Regions from separate parts of the Homo sapiens genome. Here regions 2 and 3 are each linked to region 1. Evidence: chromatin contacts called from ENCODE Hi-C or POLR2A ChIA-PET data. All regions are on one chromosome and are shown on one strand. The core of a region is the stretch at or near the end of the contact, and the rest is flanking DNA. Distances in the headings are between cores, read along the strand shown. Region 1 holds the start of GVQW3 (GVQW motif containing 3). Region 2 overlaps MAP6 (microtubule associated protein 6). Region 3 holds the start of SERPINH1 (serpin family H member 1).

Region 1 (4,719 bases), core at 2,079-4,578:
ATTTGCAAGTACCTTCTTCCATTCTTTTCACTTTCTTGGTAATGTTCTTTGATACACAAAAGTTTAATTTTGATGAAGTCCAATTAGTCTATTTTTCTTTTTACTGCATGTATTTTGGTGTCATATCTAAGAATGTGGTGCCAGCCAAGCACGGTGGCTTACACCTGTAATCCCAGCACTTTGGGAGGCCAAGGCGGGCAGATCACCTGAGATCAGGAGTTCGAGACCAGCCTGGCCAACATGGCGAAACCCCGTCTTGACTAAAAAAAAATACAAAAATTAGCCAGGCATGGTGGCGGATGCCTGCAATCCCAGCTACCTGGGAGGCTGAGTGAGTAGAATAGTTTGTGAACATCGGTGGCAGAGGTTGCAGTGAGCTGAGACTGTGCCACTGCACTGCAGCCTGGGCAACAGAGTGAGACTCTCAAAAAAAACAAAAAACAAACAAGAATGTGCTGCCAAATCTAAAGTCATGAAGATTTATCTGTATTTTTTTCCTAAAAGTTTAATGACATAGCTCTTATATTTAGGCCTTTGATCTCAATAAAAGTATAGGCCATTTGGAGTTCATTTCTGTATATGGTATGAAGAAAGACATCTATTCTTTTTTTTTTTTCATCTATTCTTTCTTTCTTGAGACGGAGTCTTGTTCTGTCACCCTGACTGGAGTGCAGTGGCACGATCTCGGCTCACTGCAACCTCTGCCTCCTGGGTTCAAGCGATTCTCACGTCTTGGCCTCCTGAGTAGCTGGACAGGCACGCACCACTGGGCTCAGCTAATTTTTGTATTTTTTAATAGAGACAGGGTTTCCCTATGTTGGCCAGGCTGGTCTCGAACTCCTGACCTCAAGTGATCCGCCTGCTTAGGCCTCCCAAAGTGCTGGGATTACAGGTGTGAGCCACCATGCCCGGCCTAGACATCTATTCTTGAATGTCTATCAGGTCTCTCAAACCCAAACTTCTAGTATTCCTCTACCAAACCTGCTCTTCCCAGTCTTCCCTATCTCAGCAAATGCTCACGTTAAAAATCTTGAAGTCGGCTGGGCGCGGTGGCTCAGAGCCTGTTCTAGCACTTTGGGAGACCGACACAGGAGGACTGCTTGAAGCCAGGAGTTCAAGACCAACCTGGCCAACATAGATTTTTAAAATCTTGAAGTCGTCCTTAAGTTCTCTTTTTCTTTTACAATCTACCTCCAAACCATTAGCAAATGATGTTGGCTTCACCTTCAAACCATATCTCAAATTTACCATCTCCTCCTCTATTAATCTGGATTATTACAACAGCCTTTTAACTGGTCTTCCGGCTTTCACCTTTGCCTCCCCACAATCTAATGAGCAGCCACTGATCCTGTTAAAATTTAAGTCTCTGCTCTAAACCCTTCAATGACTTCCTATTTCACTCATAATAAAAACCATAGTGCCTTCCAAGACCTACAAGGTCCTACCTAAAGAATTTGCCCCTACCATACACACACCTTTCTGGTCTCATCTCACCTCTCTCCCAGTCCCTCTCCCTGGACTCCTGGTTGCCCTGTCTTTGCCTTCTTTGGAATGCTGCTGCCCAAGGTATCTCCATGGCTGGCCCCTTCACCTGGTCTTTGCTCAAATTCACCTTCTTAGTGAGGCCTTCTCTAATCACTGTATTTAAAATAGCAATTGTGCGTCCCTTGATACTACTTATTCCCCTACCCTCTAACCTTTGTTTATTTTTCTCCACAGTATTTATCATCATCCGACACACTACGTATTTTACTTGTTTATTCCCCCCCCATTAGAATGTAATCTTCATGAAAGCAAGGACTTCGATTTGTTCATCTGTAACCCCCACTGCTCACAACAATGCCAACACAAGTAGACCTTCAATAATTAATTGAACTAATTAATAAATAACATAAATTATAGTCGCCCGTTGCTGCACCTGTTCCCTTACTGGACTGAGAGCTTTCTGCAAGCAGTGACACCCTTATTCACCCATGAACTCCCAGCACCTAACATTTGCGCTCGGCACATAGTAGGCATTGATTTTAAATGAATGAACCAACAAGACAGGCCTATGAAACATCTCAGCCTTTCAAACACAGTCCCTATGCTATCATTCCCTAAATATGTCAGTGTGTGGGGGTTATCCGAAGGAAGAGGTTCCAATACCAATTTCCACGCCCTCACGCGTACACCCTCTGTTATCCCTACAATACCCAAGCGAGAAAATGAGTAACGGTGACAGCCAGAAAATGAATCCTGAACCGTGCAATGACAAGTCCGAAGGAGAAAGCAGTTGCGATGAGATGAAAGAAGGTAGCGGGACTCAAAACAGAAACACTGTCCCGGGGGTGGTGGCAAGGAGAGGGAAAGGCCCCAGTGGCCACAACCATAGAGTCCTGCTCTCTTTTGACAGCTAAGGAAACTAACGCCCAGAGAGGAAAGCGACTCCCCCGAGGTCACACAGCAAGTGAGCCACGGCGAGAACCCACAGCATCCCGCGTCCGCGCGCCGCCCCAGCTCCCTCGCGTTTGGGGTGGTGTCCTCCGCGCAGAGCCCCCACCAGCGCACGTGCTCCGAGGTCCCCGGACGCCCGCCCGCCCACGGCTCGGGGCCGGCTCCCCATCTCGGTCCAACGCTGGGGTCGACGGCAGTGCGCTGCGCCCGCCTCCTGCGCCCCTCTCAGCCAGCCCGGGAGCCCGCCAGGGGCCGGCGGCTGGCAGCGCTCACCGCGAAGGTGGGCCCGGGCCGCCCGCTCTGCGCCCGCCGCTTACCTGGCAGGGTCCCGCGGGAACCTGAAGAAGGCCAAGTCGGACTGCGTGCTCTTCCGCGTGCAGTTGGGGGCAGCGCAGAAGTTCGGCATCGTCGCCCGCCCGCCGGCCGGCCCAGCCCTCCCCTCCCCGCCTCCTCAGGGCAGTCCGCCCGCCCGTCGGGGCCGGGGAGGGGAGCCAGGCCGGCCGGCCGGCTCGGCAGGGCCGACGCGCGGGGGAGGGGCGGGCGGGCTAGAAGCCGCGAGGGCCAGGAGGGGTGCCGCGGTCCGAGGCCGGGCTGGGGACGCGGCTCCACAGTGCTGTGAGCGGCCGGGAGGATTTACCGCCGCCGCCGCCGCTGGTGCACCTCCCGCCCGCCCGAGACGCTGCCGCCTCCTTCCCACAATGCACCCTGACGCCCGGGGGTGCCCTCTCTTCCCTCAGCCTTCCTCCCCCGCCCCTCCTTTCCGCCTTCTCAGCAGGCGGGCACGCGCAAGGAAGCGCGCCTGCCGGGGTGTGGCGAGGCGGAGGCGGGACCTGGCGCGCGCCGCCGCAGTGCGACTGCGCACAGTCTAATCCGCGGGGAGAGAGAATTGCGCATGCGCGCCTGTCTCCCGGGACGCTAGAGCAGGCGGTTCCTGGGCTGCTCCGGTAGGTTTGGCGTGCGCGGGTTTCTGCAGATCTAGGGCGAGCTTGCACGTTACATCACCGATGCATCTCTTCTTGCTTGCTTAATTTGCCACCACTTAGGCCTTTCTTGCAGAATTCGCCATATACTCCTTAAGGGCCGCGGAATCGGAGCGACCTTGGTGACTGGCAAACTCTCGGCAGATGTGCGTGCACTGGTTTGATGCAGACGTGGTTGTAGGCGATTTAATTTTTCCCAGCTTTGCAGCGACTGTTGGCTTCCCAGAACGGATCTCCCCAGCCTCGACTGGAAGCTGAGGGACAAAAATTCATAAAAGCAATTACTCTTTCCCGGCGAGGCTTCTAGAAGAGCAAGAAGAGCGATATGATTACACCTGCAGCCCTATAAAGATTGATCTGTCCGTCTTTCCCTTACAGTCGTGGCCTGTTAAACGTTCCTGTGTTGTTCAGTGCCAGAATGAGTGACCGCTATTTAGAACAAAGGATTAGTATCAAATTTTGCGTGAAATTGAACAAGTCTGCAAGTGAGACCCACCATCTTTTAAAAGAAGCTTATGGGGATGAAGTCATGTCAAGGGCCAGAGTTTTTGACTGGCACAAAAGGTTTAAAGAAGGACGGGAAGATGTTCGAGATGATGCCCGAAGTGGGCGTCCAGTCACCCACCGAACAGATGACAATATCCAGAAGGTCAAGGACTTGGTTTGTTCAAACAGGCAGTTAACCGTGAGGATGATGGCTGAAGAGTTAAATTTAGACAAAGAAACTGTTAGGCTCATTTTGAAAGAAAACTTGAACATGAGGAAGATTTCTGCAAAAGTTATTTCGGGTGTTTTGAAGGGTGAGCCTAAACCACGAAAACTTGACTTTCGGTCCGATCTTTCAAAGGAAACTAGGAAAAATAGCTCATGTTTGAGGAAAAAGGTAACAGGTTCTGAAACATGGAGTTATCTCCAGGGTGAAGCTGGTGGGGAAATGCCCCTGCCGGTATCCCATCCCAGAGTCCACTACTCTGCCAGTCAGCTTCTGCAGGCGTCATCTTCAACAAGCCTTCCCCCCAGGGTAGCTGAGAATTGGTTCACCCCATGGTGAGAGGAATGTGAGTTAGCTGAACCAGAACTAGGATGCTGCCTCACTGTTAGGCACCTTCTTTGGCTGCTCACGTATTTTTCAGTCTTCACCACTCCTCCCTATGTGCCATGGCCCTCCTCATTACTCTTTGCTGGACTCTTGGACCATTTTCCTTGCTGTTCTCCATAACTTTGAAAAACTTTTGGCTGTTCCCTTCTGGTATTTGCTTGTTCTTGATTTCTTTTGCTCAACAAGTTTGGATTTCTTCTCTGC
Region 2 (4,838 bases), core at 2,330-4,829, 730 kb before region 1:
GTGTTCCTTACCTTTTCTTCAGAACACTTCTCCCTTCCATCACACACTCCTAGCCCTAAAGACCTTCCTTATTTAAGAGCATTCATGCTTCTGCTGCTCTGTCCTCTCCTCCTCACCCATCAGCACCACAATCCCCATCATTATCATCATCTTCATCATCACATTTCTCCCTACTATTGAAGTAGGAGCTGACACAGAGTAAATCAGCATGTCCCAATCCCTGGGGATATGACCCCAATCTGGGGATATGACTTCATAGTCATATCCCCAGAGCCTAGCTCAGAGTCTTGTTTGTAGGAAGAGCTCAACAAATATGAATTGAATGAACAAGTGACTAAAGTAATGCATTCTACCAAGGGCTTGCAAAGAATCTCATTCTCACAAATGCAGTCTGGACTGGGACTACTATGCTGTGCTAAAAGGCTCCCCACAGAATGGTGTTATAGTAGATTTTTAGAATCACCAAGCCTCTCTCCAATTCACAGCCTGCCTTTGGCCCACTCTGGAGGAATGCTGGACCAGGGCTTCGGTGAGGCGTCATAACAGTCCCTCATGGTAGAGCTCTCTTCTGTGCTATTTTTGGGTGCTAGATCCTGGCATGTTGATGATCTCACTGTATACCTTTTAATACCATTTATCCCTCGTCCATTTTTTAAAAAATTCCATGTTGTAGCCCCGAAGGGAACCCCACACAAAAATGGTCATAGTAGCCAGAGACTAATAGTATTTCACAATGGTGACTCCTGTACCTTGCGTTCTTGGTTGCTATGAGAGATTGGCTGGTTATCCATTATATATAAAGACAAAGAGACTCTTACATGTACATCAGCTTCCCATTGCTATTCAGTTGTAAGGAAACAAGAGAATGACTATGTCACTTTCGAAGAATGAGTGATGTGCTTAATAAGGCACAGCCGAACCAAGTATTCTTATGCACTCTGTTCAGGGGGTTACTTGCTACTTAAATACAGAGTCTGAAACTTGGTAACACAGTATTCTGTCCTCAATAACCTAGATCAGAAATTGGCAAACTATTGCCTACCAGCCAGATACAGCCCTCTGCCTGTTTTTCAGCTGTGAGCTAAGAAAGGTTTTTGTAGATGAATGTTTGCAATCAACCTGATGAAAGGGAACACCAACTTTGAACCCCAATTCAGCAAATATTATTACCCAAAAAAATTATTCTCATTAGCAGAGCTGTATTATAAAAGATTCTATTCAATAATTATTATTATATTTTGAATTTTAGCAATAAAATTTTGGTGGAAATTTGTTTTCTCTCTTGTTATATAAGTACCTACTTAATAACCTTAATTTTGCATCTTAGCCTGCAAAGCCTACAATATTTACTATCTGTCCCTCTATAGGAAGTTTGCCCACCACTGGTCTAGACTAAGGCTATAAAGCTTGTCTCCCACCATGTCACTTCTTATACTTGGAACACTTGTTATATGGGAATATCTGTGGTTCTCCATAGGCATGTCTAGCTCTCCATGCCCCAGCTGTCCCTTCTGTTGGGACCTGCCACCTCCCTTGCTGCCTGCCTGATTGTTTTGCCTGCTGATATCAGACTAATCTTTCTAGGTCCAGCTCAGATGCCATCCTCATTTCTGAAGTCTTCTCTGACTTTTCAAGTTAGAATTGATAAGTTCCTCTGCTCAAAAAGCATGTGACATCTGGGCCATGCATGGTGGCTCATGACTGTAATCCCAGCACTTTAAGAGGCCGAGGTGGGTGGATCACCTGAGGTCAGGATATCGAGACCATCCTGGCCAACATGGTGAAACCCCATCTCTACTAAAAATACAAAAAATTAGCCAGGCATGGTGGCACGTGCCTGTAATCCCAGCTACTAGGGAGGGTGAGGCAGGAGGATCGCTTGAATCCAGGAGGCGGAGGTTGCAGTGAGCTGAGATCATGCCACTGCACTCTAGCCTGGGCGATTGAGACTCCATCTCAGAAAAAAAAAAAAAAAGAAGAAAAAAGAAAAATACTGTGAATCCATCTTTAGAAACCTTGACAATGCTGTCTTCTCAAGTCATCAGGCTTGGGGCACAGTTCTGTTTATGGACAGGAACACTCCGACTGCCATCCCTACTCCTTTTCCTCCTCTTACTTCTCTCCCACCCATATTACATCCATGATGCCTCATTTTTTTCTCTCCCTGTACCCTCTAAACAGAATCTCAGCATCTGAATTGCATATTTAATCCGGTGGCTCACTCAATCCACAAGGGAGAATGTGGTCATCAGGAAGCTCTGAGAAGAACGGCAATGGACCAATTCACTCGCCGAGAGTCATTCTTCCAACACTGGTTGAACTCTCTTCTGTGCCAGGCCCAAGAAAGGGATAAAAGGACAAGGCCCAGGCTCTGTCTGCAAGGAAAGCAAGCTGAATGGACTTTCTTGTACATCCCTGAAAAATCATGTGAAATATACCAAATCCTCGGGAGGAGTCCTTGGGGCCCCTGGGCTTTTTGAGGAGATGCAGGCATAATGCTGTCAGAGTGGCACAGATACTTGGCTAGCAAGTCATCACAATCCAAGAAGGAAAATTCGACCTCGAGTTTGTACACAATTAACCCATTCTCTGACCTGTGGCACTTAGATGCCACCCAAATCCAGACTTTGGCAAAAATTAGATAACATCAAAGCACAGAAACATTTCTGAATTCATTTTCAGAGCAAATTTAAACTTGCTAAAAATCATTCTTTTCTAATTGCTTTTATTACAGTTCTAATTTTATGATTCTTATTTTACTCATGCAATAAAATAAATAATTTTTGTGTATGCAAAGTGGCAAAAGCCAGGCCTCTCCAAATAATTCATATTTGCACAGGTAGATTAGAACATGGTGACTCAGAGATGCTTGCTGGACTAAAAAAATACACATAGAAAATCTTTGACCTGAGCATTTAATGGTTCTTTACCCAGAAATTCAGAATGTGTGCAATGAGAAGGGCAAAGGACCTCTGTATATTAGCCAAGTAGTACTCAACCCACCAGGGACAATGATGATGAGGATAGTTGCCATTTATTGAGTGCTTACTACGGGCGAGGCACTGTGCTGAGCACTGTATGTACACATCTTTCATTCATTTGTTCAATTAATTCATATCTATTAAGCATCTATTAAACACCATGCACTAAGCTAGGTGCTGGAGGTACAATAGTAAATAAGATAGGTAAGATAGTAACAGACTTAATGGAATGTTAAGTCTTTCAACAACTTGTAAGGTAGATATTAGTGATTCTGTTTTACCACTAAGGAAACAAAATCAGAAAAGAGTGATTAAGTAACTTGCTCTAAATCATATAGTTAATACATGGTAAGCAGGACTTGAAACCAAGTCCCAAATAAAGCCAGACATCAGAGGAAAGCAGGAATTACAAGAATGTATTGTACTTTTAAGTGCCCTTCTGAATTTTTATCTCATTGATAAAAACCTCTAGGAAGGAATTTATAGTTCCTAATCTTTTTCCTTCCCAGTGGAACTAACTCCTAAGCTTTTGACACACCGTACAGGTACACCCCTTCAGGAAGTGGTTCATGACTCAGGCCAGAAACCCCCTTTCCTCTACAACTCCTCAATAGCCTGTGCACATTTCTATTCTTGCACTTACCACTATGACTATACTTTCGAAAAATATGCCTTCCTCCCACTAGACCAGGAGCTCCTTTAGGACAGTTGCTAGGTGTAATTTATCTCTCTACCCTAGCGTAGTGATTCATCTGAGATGCAATAAATGTTTCCTGAATGAGTAAATGAAAAACTTTCATTGGTAACATACTCTACTTCATTATTTCAGTGATAATAATAAAAGTAGCCAGCACTTACTATGATGAGTATGCACTGTGGACAAACATTATCTCCCCCCAACTTCATCATGACTCTGTGAAGTCACAACTGTGTAGTTACCCCCATTTTATTGATGAGAAAAATAAAGACTTTCCCAAGGTCACACAGACTTTAAGTTAAGATGCATGATTCAAACCCAGCTTTGATGGACACTAAATTCTTCACAGGACACAAGGGCACCTCCCAGGACTCATAAAACCATTCCTTCCAACAATCTTCTGATAGTGTTAACTAGCCACTGTTGCGCCCCTAGAGAACTCTGGCTCCCAATTTTTACTCTCACCAGGGCCCGCCTGGTACTTTTAGATACACTACTTACATCCATATTATCTCCCTCAAAAGACAGCAATCTCCTGCAAACAGGGGTCATGTGCTCTTCACCTTGAATCTTCATAGCCTATAGTCCCAGCCTTGGCATGCTCTTAAGATGTTACATTGAACTCTGAGTAAAAATAATATTAGGCCCACTGCATTATTATTATGGAATTAGGATCAAATAAATCCAACCTAATTCCCTGCTTTTATAGTATAAGCCTCTTTCTCAATGGACTAAAAGCCCTGAAGGATAGAAAGGATTTAGAAAGAAGATGGGAGGAGGGCAGGGGGGAAAACTGTGAGCAAAATCCAGCAGTAGTTTGAATGTGGGGCTTGTGAGACCCAGTTTAGGCTGTGATTCGGTCAGAGCACCTGCTGAGGTCCATATGATTTTAACGTGCAGCCAGGGCTGAGAATACCCAAGAAAAGGCATCGAGTGTGTGCAGGGAGCAGTGGGCAAGAAGGCTAGAAGCATCAGATTGGTCAGATAATGGAAGGCACTGACTGCACACCCAGATGCCTGGGCCTTGCCCTGGAGGAGAAGGGAATCTGTTGAGAGTTTAGGAAAAGAAGTGAGACCACCCACCCCTCCTCCACTGTAGAAACAAGATTAGTGGAGGGAGATGGTATGGGCTTAGCAGAGTTGGGGCCAGAAAGACAGCA
Region 3 (4,853 bases), core at 2,354-4,853, 820 kb before region 1:
CTGGCTTGTTGTGTGCCCTTAACCCTGTTGCTTAGTCTCCCTGATCCTCAGTTTCTTCATGCTGAAAATTGGAACATTCTTCCTTACCTGAAAGGAATAAATATGATAATAAATGTGAATGTGTTGCACACTTAAATGACATGCAAGTTTTTGTCCTAGGATTCTATGGGGTGAAGACTGAGTGAATCTAGCCACTGGGGCCAAAGAAAGCTGTTTCCACAGCACCTGGCAGAACTGGGCCTACATACCCCCCTGGGTCATTAGAGGGTACTGTGGGAGAAAGAGGGCTGGGAGTCCAGGGCTTAGGCTCCAGCCCAGCCCCACCTCTGATATGCTGTGTGACCTTGGGTAAATTCCTGCCCTCTCTGGGCTTCCGTTGTCCTCTCTGTATAGTGTGGATGCAGTTGGACTTGATGGTTTTCTACTTTCTGCTGTCCACACCTCTCGGGACCTAGGGATCTAGAGGATTTCCAGCCAGCCTCCACGTGCCAGGCACCAGGACCACTTCCTTCAGTGAAGCGAGGCACTGGAGGAGTCCAGAGACAAAATGCTTGAGAGTTTCTCTGCTTATCAGACTCTTCTCCCCCACCCCCTAAAAGAGTGCTTTTTCCGGAAAGCTCTGCCTGGAATGTGGGGGAAGGGCCACAGTCAGTCTGGGCTGGGCTCAGAGCTAAGAATATTGTGGCAAAGGCTCTTGACTTTTTTTTTTTTTGCTGATCTTGGAAATTTAAAGGAGCCGTTGCTTTCCCTTCTTCAGGGAGGCTGTGCTAGGGGCACAGCAGCCTCAGGCAGCCACTTCTCATCCCCTGGCCAGCCATGCTTACCCAGTGCCTCTTCCATACTGTCCCCTTGCTGGAGCTGGGGACTCACAGTGACAAGGAAAAGGCCCTGCCCTTCCAAAGTCTCCAGTGATGGTTCACTGACAATACAGGGTGATAACAGAGATAATGCAGCAGTGGGATAGGTCACAGAGGAGGCTTCTGACCCGGTGTGAGATTAGTGGGGGTCGGATGGGGGTTGGGCCTTCAGACCCAGCCCTCCTTAGGCCTCAGCTTTGCTGTCTGTAAGGGCAGGTCCTCTCTTCAGTGACCACTCATGATACTGGGTCTATTTAACAGCATGAGCTTTGGTTTATCCCTCAAAATGGGACAGTCACAGCACTCTCAGTCTCCCCCTCAGGTGTTGGTGAAGCCTAAAAGAGCTAAGAGATGTAAGAGAGTAGAGGAAGGGAGTCTCACTGGGATTGTGACATCTGAACCTGCTGAAAACCCAGGCGACCCTCTCTGTTTTGCCAGCATTGATGGGCACTCTTTGTTTCTGCTCTGCCCTGCCCTCAGCTCACTGACCAAGTCACAAGGAAGCCTGAGGGCCAATGTGGGGGTGGGAGTAGAGAGTGGGGTCTGGCCTGGGACCCGGGAGGTCTCCTTGGATAAACAAGAATTTATCTTTTTTTTTTGAGATGGAGTCTCGCTCTGTCACCCATGCTGGAGTGCAGTGGCATGATCTCGGCTCACTGCAAACTCCACCTCCCAGGTTCAAGAGATTCTCCCGCCTCAGCCTCCTGAGTAGCTGGGATTACAGGCACATGACACCACAGCTGGCTAATTTTCATATTTTTATTAGAGATGGGGTTTCACCATTTTGGCCACGCTGATCTTGAACTGCTGACCTCAGGTGATCCACCCACCTCGGCCTTCCAAAGTGCTGGGATTACAGGCATGAGCCACCGCGCCCAGCCTAGAATTTATCTTTAAAAGCAATATACAGTTGAGGCAGGAGGAAGCACATGAGAACCACGACAGCCACCCCAAAGAGATGGACACCATGCCAAGGCTGGAAGCTTTTGTTAATAATCAGACCTGTCCTAAAAAAGAATGCGGGGCTGCCTCTGAAGGAGGTAAGCTCTCTCTTCTTAGAGGTGCCTCGGTGCTTGCCTTTTTGGGATACTGAGAAGAGGGCTTCTGCCTGGGGCTGCAGACAGGAACCCCTGACCTCTGAGATGCCTTGCAGCTCAGAGTCTTTAATACATTTATTCCAGAATCCTTCGACTCTGAGATTTTAACATGTTAAGATTCCTTAGCTGGATTCAAAGACTCCTTGGGGGCTTTGAGTGGAAGTAATCTCTGATTCCTTGACCCTGAATCACAGAGTCTGAAGCTTTTGGGATCTGAGATTTCCCACAGTCCTTGTACTCAAAAGACTCTGAGCTGCAGAAGCCTACCCAGACAGAGAGGTTTGTCACCACCACCAGGCTTCCCCACAACCACTAACAGAGGGCAGGGACCCAGGTGATTGACTCATTTGCTGGGTACTGGGATTTTTTTGCTCCCCAGGATCCAGGCAAGCACCTAGAAGAAAGAAGATACTCAATGCATTCATTCATGACTGAATGAATGAAGAGTCCCTACCCTGTCCCTTCCTCTCCATACTGCGTCCATCCAATAGCTATCATTAAACTACTAAAGAGGACTTTTCGGAGGGTAGGGAGCCTCGGCTGATCAGAAATTGAGCCACTGTCGCCCAGATTATTTAGGGTTTCCTAAATAATCTGCCTCACTGAATCACTGAATTCCCTACTAACAGGTACATACCCCACAGATGGACATCGCACAGGGCAAGGACTTTGTTCAGCTCTCAGCTGTGTCCTCAGCACCTAGAACAGTAATGAATACCCTAGCTTAACTTGGAGGTCAAGGAGCTATCAGTTTGCGAGGGTGGGGTAGGAATTGACAGTGAGACCTGAGGCCTGTGGGAGGGGACCCAAAGAGGGAGGGGATGCAATAGGGAGGGGGCCAGGGGTGACAAGGATTGAGGAAGGGAGAGAGGGGGGAAAAAAAGCAAGGGATGCCTTAGAACCACATTTCACAGCCAAGGGAACAGAGGCCCAGAAAGGGAAAGTAACCTGCTTAGGGTCACACAGCACCTTGCTCAGTGGAGAGCCAGGTTTTCCTTCCTGTGCACTCCTCCAAGCCCAGCCAGACCACCTGAAGTTCCCCAGGCATCTCTGCCTCTATTACTCCACGACTTGAACTTTCCGGGTGCCGGGCAGGTACCGGGTCTGGTCTGCTCCCTCTCCCTCTGGCCATCGCTGAGGTTGAGGTTTTTTGAATGTACAAGTATGGAGAAGGGCACTGCCTTCAGAAGCCTGAACGTCTCCCCTGAGAGGGAGGGGGTGCACAGGACTCAATTGTTTCAGCTTGAAAATGGGGGAGAGCGGGGAGAAGGGGAGATGGCTCTGCTTGGGGCAGAGCCCCTGCGGGGAAAGGGGCGCCTGAAAGGACGTGCGATTCGGAGTGGGCTAGCTTATGCAGAGAGCCTGGGGGTGGGAGGAAGCTCGCACTCTGAAGGACACGCTGATCCCCGTGGGGACTCCCGGCGCCCCGCAGCCCGGGCCGCCGAGGGAGGCAGTAGGACCCAGGGGCCGGGAGGCGCCGGCAGAGGGAGGGGCCGGGGGCCGGGGAGGTTTTGAGGGAGGTCTTTGGCTTTTTTTGGCGGAGCTGGGGCGCCCTCCGGAAGCGTTTCCAACTTTCCAGAAGTTTCTCGGGACGGGCAGGAGGGGGTGGGGACTGCCATATATAGATCCCGGGAGCAGGGGAGCGGGCTAAGAGTAGAATCGTGTCGCGGCTCGAGAGCGAGAGTCACGTCCCGGCGCTAGCCCAGCCCGACCCAGGTGAGGGGCGGGAGACGCCTGCGTGCGTGCGGCCCGGGGGAGCGCCGAGCAATCTGGGGGTGCGCGAGGGAGTAAGAGGGGCGAGGGGACCCTGCGAAGCGTTGGGTGCCGAGCCAGAGCCTACAAATTGGAGTCCTCGGCACTTTGGGGGCCGCTGGAGGGTTTGGAATCGAGAGCCCAGGGCTAGCCAGTGATGGTGCCAGCTGAGGGCTAGGGCGGAGATCGGAGCCGGGTTGGGAGTCCGTGCACTCGGAGGACTGGGAAAAAGTGCAGGGACCCCTAAAAGGTGGTGGTGGCAGATACGAGACTAGGTGCTGTGTAAAGGGGGCTGGGGGCAGAGAGCAGAGCCTCTGCGGAAAGAAACAGAGGAGGAAGGAGATGGGTCTGGTGCCTCTTCCCGCAAGGGTAGGGAGGATAGGCCGGCCTCGCAGTTCCAGGTCACTTCCGTTCTGGGGTTGAGGCTCAGGGGCAGCGGTGATTGGTGGCCCAGCCTCCTCACAGGCTTGCTGAGGGAATTTGAGCTTCCGGTGGTGGGAAAGGAGGTGAAATCGTCTCGACTCCTGGGGTCCGTGTGCTCTGGTAGAAGTGGGCGACAGTGGCTCAATTTCTGATCAGCAGCTTGCAGCCTAGATGATGGCAGCCAAAGGAAAGACTTGGCCAGCGAGGCTCCCTACCACTCCGAAAAAAGAGAGTGGGGGTCAGCAGGGTCTGCTCTGCTCTGGGGATTAAGGGGCTGACTAGAAGGATTTGAGTCTTTCCTTCTGTCCACTGCCACAGGGTTCTTGGAGTAACTGCAGGGTTTAAACTGCAGGGTCTAACTTCCAGAGGCTGGGGTTCCCTGCCCCCCAGCTTAGAGACATTCCTGAGGTGGCTGAAGAGCAGGAAGGAGAATGAATGCACTTCCAGACTGGCCCAGAGTCTCAGCCCCTCCTCTTCCTTGTTTCCCGCTGGTCCCTCTGGGCTGTACGGCCCGGATGGAGGCCTGAGGAAAATGAGGGGGCTTTGGTTCTCCGGAATTCCGGCCGGGGCCACACCCTCCTGTCTTCAGATGGTTCATGTACCCATCCCCCCTTCCCGTCCTCTCCTTTGTCTCCTCTGTCACCGGGACTCCCAGCAGAGATTTTTTTTTTGTACTGGCTGTGTAACAGGACACCGCATGCAGCCCTCAGGAGGGGCTCTGTGC

Evidence for each region. Hi-C counts contacts between places; a loop is a spot of excess contacts on that map. ChIA-PET counts read pairs that join two places held with the same protein, here RNA polymerase II (POLR2A). Pooled maps may share reads with other maps.
Region 2: a pooled map shows a loop between it and region 1 (2.5-fold over the local background). The contact joins the enhancer-like site here to the promoter of GVQW3 in region 1. A Hi-C loop is called at or near these places in 2 of 50 pooled maps. POLR2A ChIA-PET finds 5 or more read pairs at or near these places in 3 of 52 experiments (PC-3, activated T-cell and activated naive CD4-positive, alpha-beta T cell).
Region 3: a loop to region 1 is called in a map of CD8-positive, alpha-beta T cell, with 11 times the contacts of the local background. The contact joins the promoter of SERPINH1 here to the promoter of GVQW3 in region 1. A Hi-C loop is called at or near these places in 1 of 168 maps with a recorded cell type or tissue (CD8-positive, alpha-beta T cell) and 7 of 50 pooled maps. POLR2A ChIA-PET finds 5 or more read pairs at or near these places in 1 of 52 experiments (OCI-LY7).

What each region holds. Positions count from the first base shown.
Region 1 is chr11:76,377,995-76,382,713 of GRCh38, forward strand. It overlaps GVQW3 (GVQW motif containing 3), which reads left to right and starts at 3,329. Exons shown (of 2, transcript NM_001347885.2): 1 at 3,329-4,299. The coding sequence starts at 3,835. THAP12 (THAP domain containing 12) reads right to left here and starts at 3,138. Exons shown (of 5, transcript NM_004705.4): 1 at 2,754-3,138. The coding sequence starts at 2,842. RefSeq lists an enhancer at 2,343-2,844 and a silencer at 2,487-3,416.
Region 2 is chr11:75,650,877-75,655,714 of GRCh38, forward strand. All of the region lies in intron 1 of MAP6 (microtubule associated protein 6), which reads right to left. Among named protein-coding and RNA genes, the nearest start is that of MAP6, 16 kb to the right of the region's middle. RefSeq lists enhancers at 3,509-3,578, 3,689-3,748. Within about 2 kb of position 3,580, at least 3 of the 41 ENCODE cell types and tissues checked have a DNase peak (open chromatin) inside an H3K27ac peak, as active enhancers do; they include PC-3, where a contact is called at or near this core.
Region 3 is chr11:75,558,650-75,563,502 of GRCh38, forward strand. It overlaps SERPINH1 (serpin family H member 1), which reads left to right and starts at 3,604. Exons shown (of 5, transcript NM_001235.5): 1 at 3,604-3,670. RefSeq lists enhancers at 161-702, 3,284-3,823, 3,824-4,364, 4,365-4,853, a cis regulatory region at 298-1,148 and silencers at 3,340-3,599, 3,610-3,659.